Regions from separate parts of the Homo sapiens genome. Here region 2 is linked to region 1. Evidence: chromatin loops called from intact Hi-C (ENCODE). Cell type or tissue: heart right ventricle. All regions are shown on one strand.

Region 1 (5,000 bases):
GTTAGCCCAGTAGAGACTTTAGATTTTATTTCTAATTACACAGAGGGAGAGTCAGTGAAGAGTAGCTGCAGGGGAGGAATGGGACTGATTTGCGATCACCAGGACAACTGTGGGAAGAATAGATTGTAAAGGAGCCCGAGTGGGGCAGGAGAAGCCCTTAGGAGGGGATAGCAGTGGCGCTGGTGTCACTGGTGTCAGTGGAGGATGGCAGCAGAACCGGGCCACGTTAGCTCTTCGTGTCAGAGAGAACGTGGGCAGTGAGGAAGACACGTGCGCGTGACTTGAGAGTTGGCAAAGTCCCACGTGCCCTACTATTTTGGGAGGAAACACAATTTACAACGCATTACTAATCTCGTTCCCTTGGAACACTTCAGCAAAGGCAAAACTTTCATGAAGTCAGAAGGAAACAAGGCCAGTTCTAATCCTGCCTAGACACACAGAACCTTCAAAAGGAAGGTATCGATTACAAAGGGAGACTGTTACCCCAATCCCCTCCCTGTCCTCTGAAGTCTCATTGAAATTCTTTGCTTATCTGAAAGGGTATGAGATCCTGCTTCAACAAGTAAGGAGTGGTATTAATACTTAGTTGCATGAAACAGACTCTAATTCTGATCAAGCGGTGCTCTAATTTGGCGGGGGCGGGAAGGGCGGTTCTGGAAGGAAAATGAGATGGAAGTGATGATGCAGGCAACTTAATTAAGAGACTGGGCGCAAAACCCAGGTGTGTGTCTGTGTTGGTTTTGTGGTGTGGAGGCAGCAGGGGGAGGGAGGAAACACTCAGTTTTCCTGCTACCAGGTCTAGAGAATTGTATCTCAGTTCCCTGTAGGGGTGGGGCCCTCCCATTCCTTCAGGGTTGGGCCAGGTCCCCTGGGCCCAGGGTCCTTTCATTCACAAAGGACTGAAAATGGAGACAGCTGACATTATCTGAAGGCTGAACAATAGCCATAGAGCTCCACTGCCTGGTATCATAGCATTGAGCCCTGAACACCTTTCAACTTGGTACCATTATCACACCCTCTGTGGTAACCCACAAAGAATCCAATCTTCCCCTAATTCTCAACAAGAGCACAAGGATGTTACATTGTACTTTGAGGGTTAATAGCATTTATTTATTTGTTTAACATACACATTTAAAATATATCAATTTCTGTGTGTGGTTTTTTTTTTTTTTTTTTTTGAGATGGAGTCTTGATCTGTCGCCCAGGCTGGAGTGCAGTGGCGCCATCTCGGTTCACTGCAACCTCTGCCTCCCAGGTTCAAGCGATTCTCCCGCCCCAGCCTCCTGAACAGGTGGGATTACAGGCGCCCGCCACCACACCTGGCTAATTTTTATATTTTTAGTTGAGACGGAGTTTCGCCATGTTGGCCAGGCTGGTCTCCAACTCTTGACCTCAGGTGATCCGCGCGCCTCGGCCTCCCAGAGTGCTGGAATTTAGAGGCGTGAGCCACCGCACCCGGCCCACAATTTGTTTATTATAAAAAAGGAAATCTCTCTTCCCCTCAACACATAGAATTGGCCTGGGCCTCTTTCCCTCACAGAGCAGTCCTGGGGTTAGCACTTTGAAAGTTAGGGGACTTAGGAGCAAGGTGTGTTCCGGCTCCCCACTCCCCCCGAATCAGTCCCCTTTCCACTCTTGGGAACACAATGGAAGCTGCCAGAAGCTGTGGCAGAACTAGCGGAGGGTGAAGGAACAGCATTTCAGGCAGATGAGGTGGGTAGGCCCTTTCCTGACAGCCATCCCCGAGGTGTCCTCAGGGGACCATATGTCCCAGACCTGCTGCTGGCCAAATGGAATTCATGACTAGGAATATGCACCGTTTGGTTAACTGCGCTCCTGCAGCTGTTTGATGAGGGGTGGGGAGGGAGGAGCCAGTCACCTCTTTTGTGGGCTGAAATTCCATCTCACGTCATGGATCCTGGGCTCCCAGGCTGCGCACCCCCAAGCCCGCCTGCCTCTCTCCGCTTGCGCCGCGGCTCACGGGGGTTGGAGACGCACCTTCTCCACGTGCCGTTTTCAAAAAGCTCAGGCAGGGAGTCGTGTTTTGAGTTGAGGCTACTCACTTCACTTCTTGGTAATAATAAAAATTGAGGGAGGCGGCGTCGGGGGAAAAAAAGGGTTTCCTTCTTAAAGGGGAAGGGGGGAGATGAAAAGGGACGACTTTATCCGGGAGCTGTGACTGCCACCTGGTGGACAATGTCAGCTGAGCAAGACAAAGGCTCCCCGCTTCCAATCAGCCCTTCCTGCATTCTTCACTCTTCTGGTCGACTGTCTCCCTCCGGGAGAAGCTCCGTGGAGGGGAAGAGAGAAACAACCATAACACAGTGTGACGGATGCTGTGATTGGCGCGGTCTCGAATAGGGGCTCAGGCTGTGGCAGCCAGAGCCACACAGCCTGGGTTTGAGTCCCTGCCCCGGGACTTCCCTGCCGTAACTTTGGCTGAGCGACTTAACCTCTCCTGTGCCTCCTCCTTCTTATCTGTAAAACGAGGCTCACGGCCCCTACCTCACAGAATTGGCAGTTCCTGTCTCCTAGGTCGTAAGGATGGAATAACGCACTCCATGTACATACCGAGCACGGGTCTGGCTCAGAGACAGGGCTCAGAAATTGGCTGGTAGCATGGAGAGAAGCCTGGAGCCACGGGAACCTCTGGATGGTGTCAGGTGCTCTGCGGCCCACGGGGGCGGGGGAAGGACTAGTGAGCAGAAACTCCTCCTCGCCTTATCAGGTGAGAGAGACAGGCATGAACACTTGAATGAACAGAAAAGGCACGTTCCGGCCCCATGGTCTCCTTGGGGAGGTAGACTTGTACACAGGTGATTATAATTTGTAATAAGCATATTCTGGGATGGGATGCAGTGCCATAGGAGCTTCCCCACCTCGGGAGTGGGCAGACTTTGGGGAAACAGTGGAGGTGGCGCACGCTGGTACTGAGGGTTGGCCCCTTGCTGCAGGTGAAGGAGATGCTGGAGATGATGTCTAAGTGTTGAGATAAGCCACAGTCCTCTCCCCCTCTTACCAGAACACTCGAGTCCCAAGAGGCTGGTGGTGGTGGTGGTGGTGGTAGGGGGGCAGGTGCTGATATGAGGCTGAGGTGGGGGAGGGTGACAATAAACAAGTACACAGTAAATAAGAGAATTTCAGAGCATGGTAGAGACAATGTGTGAGGGAAGGCGCAAGGACAGAGCTGCTTTGGAGAGAGGGGTCCAGGATGGCAGCTCCCAAGAGGGGCCTTTAGGCTGAGATCTGCACCGTGAGAAGGTGTAAGCTGGGTGCACCCTCACTTATCAGGCTCTCGTGTCATCCTGCTGGGCATCCTGTTAGCAGCCCCGCATGCTGACTCTCGTGGAGAACAGGGAAGGCCCCAGGTGACTGGGACAGTGAGACAGCTCTGTGACTGTTCCATATGGACAGGCCAAAACAGGGTTTTAAGGCACAGTAGCTTCAGTCTCCTCTGTTGCCTACATCTCCTCCTTCCCTGTTCTTCTGTCTAAGCGGAAGGAGTTAGTATCAGATTTGATGTCTCTCCTACCAAAATAAACACTAGATTTAAAAATATATATTTTATATTTATATAAATATATATTCAAAAGGACTGGAGAGCTACTGAGGTGGTAAGACCTTGAGGCCGGTTGTGCACAGGTCTGGGCAGAAGACAAGCACCACGGTGATGCAATATCCAGCATGACTTCTCCTCCAGACATTGGCTGATCGTGAGTGACAGCCTAGAGGCTAAGACGCTGAGCTGTAGGTGGCCTCATGGGGTGTAAGGGACAAAAATAAGACCAGGTCCAGAAAGGGCCCTGATAAACACCCTGGACTTTCAACTGGGGCATTTAAGAGCGAGAGTCTAGAGAGTAAGACCAAACAAGATATACACTAGCCTTTGTAAAGACTGAACCCAGCTATAAATCAGCTTGATCCCAGATAAGGAATTAAGATGAACTTCCTCTACCTCAGCTGCCCACCAGAAACAAAAGTAAATTCTCTCTGGAGAATGATAACATTATCTGGAGTTTCAAATAATCTCTACAATTTTTATTACACACCATCTGGTATTTGATTTTAAAAATTTTTCCAGCATGCCAGAATTCAAAATCCAATGACTAAAAAATAAGAGAAACAAATGGCTTCGGTTACCATAATGGTAGTTTTAAATTTTCAATAGTTTTTTGTGGAACAGGTGGTGTTTGGTTACATGGATAAGTGCTTTCGAGGTGATTTCTGAGATTTTGGTGCATCCATCACCCAAGCAGTGTGCACTGTTGCTGCTACACCTGAGCAGTGTAGTAGACTACCCAATGTGTAGTATTTTACCCCTCACCCTCACTCCCACCCTTTCCCCTGAGTTCCCAAAGTGCACTGTATCATTCTCATCCTCCATCCTCATAGCTTAGCTCCAATTTATAAGTGAGAACATACAATGTTTGGTTTTCCATTCCTGAGTTACTTCACTTAGAATAATGGTCTCCAACTCCATCTAGGTTGCTGTGAATGCATTATTTTATTCCTTTTTATGGCTGAGTAGTATTCCATGGTGTGTGTGTGTGCATATATATATATATATATATATATATATATATATATACATTTTCTTTATCCACTCGTTGCTGAATGGACATTTGGACTGGTTCCATATTTTTGCAATTGCAAATTGTATGGCTATAAACATGCATGTGCAAGTGTCTTTTTTTTTTTTTTTTAAATAAAATGACTTCTTTTCCTTTGGGAAAATACACAGTAGTGGGATTGCTGGATCAAATGGTAGATCTACTTTTGGTTCTTTAAGAAATCTCCCAACATGGCACATATATACATATGTAACAAACCTGCACGTTGTGCACATGTACCCTAAAACTTAAAAAACTTAAAGTATAATAATAATAAAATTAAAAAGAAATCTCCACGCTGTTTTCCATAGTGGTTGTACTAGTTTATATCCCCAACAGCAATGTGAAAGGCTTCCCTTTCCACCACATCCACAGCAACATTACCTATTT
Region 2 (5,000 bases), 220 kb before region 1:
CCAAGAATCTTTGTCGTCTGTTGCCCCTTTCTTAGCTTTTAATGTGATCAAAACTCTGGTCTGGACTGAAGCCTAGAGAAGTAGACATGTTTGCCCCAAGGCTGTCTGAGGAGTGAGGAGCTAGGGCAGGATTTGAACTAGATATGTCTGACCCAAGCCCCATGATAAGGCCGTGTGTTCTAAACTCAGGCAACTGTTATGGGTGCAAATTCCTTCCCTACTTTGAGCTAAAATCCCCAGCCTGCCATTTGCATCTGATAGTGTTCTATATTCTCAAAATAGAAGTCACTCTGGCAAATATTTGGCATTATATTTCTGTCTTTCCTAATGCTCCTCTGCTCTTCCAACTTTTTTTTATTAGAAAGGATGTTGAGTTCCTTTTTTTTTTTCTCCTGTGGCTCTTGCTGAACCTGCTACCCTTTGTCAAAGTGTCCCTTTAAGCAGTATGCCTGAAGTCGAATGGGCCACTTCCAATGAGGGCTAAAGTGCGGGAATGAGCAGGCTTCCCATCTCCAATAGTGAGTGCTTGCTTCATCAGCTTTTCTGTTGGGCACACCCTACAAAACATGATCTTTGAGTCCTCTGGAACCACCAGTTATGGGCGTGCTTCAAAGGGGAGGGTGCCTAGGCACCAACATGCATTGAGCACCTCATGGGTTCCAAGCTTAGTTCACACACAGTGTTGCTTTGAGTTGTCTCCATATGTCTCTGAAGCAGGTCTTATTAGTCCCATTTTGCAAATGAGTCAACTGAGGTTCAGAGAAGGGCTATAATTAGGATCACAGAACTAAGCAAAATCTCCCAATCTTTTTGCCCATGTGGTCAGGTTTTGAAGCCCAATGGGCAGGACCGATAACAACCACTGTGAAAATAGTGAGTTTGGATTCAGTTTCTCAGACGTGACATTCATAATATGTTGGAGTTCCAAATGTTTCAGGACCCAGAGTTGGGGTATGATCCCCAACTTCATCATTTCTCTGAATTTCATCATCATGGCATTCATAAATGTCACAAATGGGACAGTGTTGTGTTCAGACTCCTGAAGTCTCCATCAGAGACCTGCCCCATCCCAGTCTCTATGGTCGCACTGACCAGCACTTTTCATGTCTTGACCCAAGGACAAGAAAGAATCCAGTGAAAATATCTTCACTCCCGCCCCCTGCCACCAAACTTCTTCAACTTGTCCGAGTGGGTATTACGCAAAACCATTGTGGTGGGCATTGGTGGTTTTCAACCTACGTTTATTTCTTGTTTGGGGTTAACATTTTATTTACTTTGGGGAATAGAATAGATTGGAATATTGCTTTCGATTCTTCATTCCCCTTTAAGAGAATTAGACATCCATGCCCTTCATCACATGACTTTTCAGTATCTCTCCATTGAAGGGGAGAATTTGTCTCTCCAAGGGACTGAAGTCGAGCTTGGCCATGTGACTCTTGTGAACCGGTGGCACATGAGTGTTTGCGAGCTGAGCAGAGGCTCTAAATGTGTTTGTGTGATTTGGTCTTCTGTGCCCCTATTATCCGGTGAGAAAAACATGTGTCCTGGTCTATACAGGATGAGAGGGACACGGTACAGACCCAAACCCAACATTAGTCTAGAGTCAAGCCCAGTCCCTCCCAGCAGGGACACAACTTTTTCTCAGATTCATGAGTAAGAAATAGAAAGGCTTGTTAGCATAAGCCACTGAGTTTTGTAGTTGTTTCCCAGAATTAGTGCAGTGATAACTGATTAATGACTACAGGGGTGCATCCCCTGTCCCAGGCCTTCAACACCAGGGTGGGGACCATGACCCAAGCTTGGTCAGGAAGCGTATCTGTGCCGACGACTCCTGATTTCCCATCTCACCCACTGTCCATTCTCTGCCCAACCCTCACCTGCTCCAAGCCCAGGCCCCTTCCTCCACTGCAGCCCCCACCTGACTCTGGTAATGCAGTTTCCTTTCCTGCCTCTCAAGCCAATGGGAGGCAAGAGAGTCTCCCTGTGGCTAGGTGCAGGTGCTCAACACCCTTGTGGGCTCCCTTGTCTCACATCTTAGACCTTTCATTCATTTATATTCCAAATCCCCACCGCACATACTGTCTATTTCCAAGTGAGATGGCCTGGTCCAGACCACACCCTTCATCCCAAATTCTAGATGCACCTGGGCAGTCACTTACACTTCATTTTATCCCCCAATTGAGAAAATAGGGATTATGCTGTTGCCCTTTCAATGCTGCCATGAGAGAGAAATGGGATCACGGATAAACAGTGGCTAGGCTTGTGTTATAGCCGCACGGTGGATTTGCAATACAGGTGAGTTCTCTGGGCCTATCTTGCTATTGCTAGCATCTAATGTGATGCCGGGAACACACCAAAGCATTAATAAATATTTGTAGACAGAAAAGCCCTCTGGCAGATTTTCTTCCTTTGACCTTTTGATTATTTTTCCTCTTGACATAACAGAATAAGATACCTAGTACCATGGTGACAATCTCTATAGAAATCCATAGCTTGCTCTCAGCACACCCGCAGATGCCAGTGGGAGGCTGGCATAGATTTGGACCAATAGAGAGGAGGCATGGTTAGCCTTGTCCTGGTTACAAAGAACATGTTTTTTTTTTGTTGTTGTTTTTTCCCCCTTTCAAATGGACCTTCCTGTCCCCAATGCAGCATCAACTAGCTCTCTCATAATGTGGGTTAATTTTCCATCAGCTCCTAGAAAGAGTGTATTTCCAGACTCTCTGGGGACAGACAGAGGAGTTTCAAACAGGATAAAGCAAGCTTCAGTGGAGAGTATTTGGAGTCTGCCGTGGCGTCAGGCTGCTCCAACCGCATTTCTGCCAGAGGGTGGGAACGTGTTTGCTTGGAACAGGTAATTCTTTCGGATACTCTAATCCGAGGTTTGAAATAGACTTGTGTTGCTACCAGAAACCCCTGTTGTGTGGCCTTTTCTTTGTTAGGCTTGTCCTGGTAAAGGCTGGGGATGCATTGGCTTGGGAGTGGAGGTCCTTTACTGAAGCCAGTGTGTCTGCCTCTTTAAGAGGGACCTCGAGGAGGGACAGTCCGAGAATCACAGAGATGAAAGCCAGATGGCCACTAAATAGGATGGCAGCGAGTGAGGAGAGGACGGCCAGCTGGGCTGTCTGCTTTATCACCTTGCAGTGGAGAAGACTTCTGCCTGTGGCTGCAGGTGGAAGATCTGGGGGTAGGGATGGCACCCTGAGCCAGGGCCCTCTGAATGGTCCAACTGGCCCCACCTTCTGCCCAAACCGGAACACAGAGTTCTAGACCCAGGAGACAGAGAAAGTCTGGGCCATGGAGTCAGAGAGGTCTGGGTTCAGATTCTAGCTGTGTCTCCCTGAACAGTGGTATAGTCTGTCCAACTTCCATTTCCTCGTCCATAAAATGGGTTGGTGATCCCATCTCACAAATTCACTGTGAGGCAAGTACAAAGAATACAACTTGAGCACAGTGCGTGGGGTATGGTTTTTCCTTGAGCAGGTGCTCAGGAAATTTCAGTGTCCCTGTATTCTGGAGAGCACTCTAATAATTATTTAACTAAGAGAGGGAGAAGGGGAACTTTTTTTCTGAGAGTCTGGGATCCTGGCCATTTAAAAATGAAATCCCCAAATCCTGCTTAAACACCTTACTAAGAATGCAAGTATATCACTCAGGGCTGGTACCAGATACCTGTAACAGAAAACCCAGATAACAGTGGCTTAAACAACAAAAGAGTTTACTTTCTTTTCTCTCATATAAAATAAATCCTGATGCAAAAAGTCAAAGGCTAGAATGATGGCTCCTCAGTCATCCCTTCCAAGAAGACAAGGCTCTATCTTTGTGCTCTGCTACCCTTAGAGAGTGGCTTCCTCTGTCAAGGTCACTGCATGGTCATGAAACGCTACTGCAGCTCCAGCCATTATGTCCACATTCCTGGCACCAAGAAGGGGCAAGCAGTGCAAGAGGAGGCACCTCTCAGATGAGTCAGCACTTTAAAAAATCTTTACCGGAAGCTTCTCCCAATGACTTCAACTTACATCTTATTGGGTACCCTCTATGGCAAGAGGGGCTGGGAAATTTATGGGGCAGGTAGACGCTCCCAGTAATAATAGGGGTTCTGTTAGTAGAGAGCAATGGCAGAATGTCACCTCTGCCATAGCCAACATGCAGCTTCTTCAACTTCCCTGGAAAGGTTTCCTGGGCATATTTCCCCAGGAACAATAAAGTATCTCAGGTTTTCTGCCTTCTCCACCGTCAGTCCTCACTCAGTGGACCAGCTGTTTCTGGAAAGGGCCACTGGTGAGAGTAAGGTCAGAACCCTGTGGCATACAGGTGGTCTCAGAGGCAGAGCTGCAGGAAGGTCCTGGCCACACCTCTGGCTGGCTGGCTATTCCTGGGTGAGTTACTTAACTGCACATCTCAGGATTCATGGATACCCTTAAGGATCAGTGAGATACTTGAACGCTCAGCAAAATATCCTGCAAGGGCCAGAGTCCAATAGGTTGTCAGTTGAGGTTAGTCCCCGACGTTTTCAACCTCCCATTGCCCACCTACCACCTCGATGTTAATAAAGCAACATCGGTTTTCATCCAACTTCAGATGATACATAGATTTTACGCATCAGGAAGGTTCAGAACCAGAAGCTCAGATGGATTACATGTGGGTACCAGGTTGAGAACCTACCTGGAGAACTCTAAAACCCAAAGGATAACCACTAAAATCTAAAATATTTTGCACTGTCTCATATCTGCCTATGTTACTGGCTGTACTAATTATCCATTACGGTGTCACAAATTACCCCAAAACTTAGTGGCTTAAAAGCCAGCTCAGTTTATCATCTCACTGTTTCTCTGGGTTGAGAAGCTGGGTGTGGCTTAGCTGGGTCCTCAGGCTCAAGGTCCCTCACAAGGCTGCAAGCAGGCTGTCCGTGGGGCTGTGACCATCTCAGTGCTGATATGGGGTTGGATCTGCTTCCCAGCTCACTCACGTGGCGGCTGGCAGGATCCAGCTCCTCATCG

The links. A loop is a pair of places that touch in the nucleus more often than their neighbours do. Peaks named below come from ENCODE experiments on the same cell type or tissue, not always from the same donor. Only the 100,000 strongest peaks of a DNase experiment are listed, where the experiment ranks them.
Region 2: it touches region 1 in a loop (9-fold over the local background); 33 of 110 quality-filtered maps call a loop at or near these places.

Annotation. Positions count from the first base shown.
Region 1 is chr5:173,971,163-173,976,162 of GRCh38, forward strand. No RefSeq gene overlaps it. Among named protein-coding and RNA genes, the nearest start is that of C5orf47, 16 kb to the right of the region's middle. RefSeq lists an enhancer at 2,030-2,109. In heart right ventricle, a CTCF peak has its summit at 2,193 (motif pointing left); a DNase peak (open chromatin) is centred at 2,199; H3K4me3 peaks cover 1,219 bases; H3K27ac peaks cover 1,000 bases.
Region 2 is chr5:173,754,943-173,759,942 of GRCh38, forward strand. LOC124901138 (a long non-coding RNA gene) reads right to left here. Exons shown (of 2, transcript XR_007059060.1): 2 at 3,702-5,000. Among named protein-coding and RNA genes, the nearest start is that of LINC01484, 11 kb to the left of the region's middle. In heart right ventricle, no CTCF peak of the experiment used is centred here; no DNase peak of the experiment used is centred here; H3K27ac peaks cover 836 bases.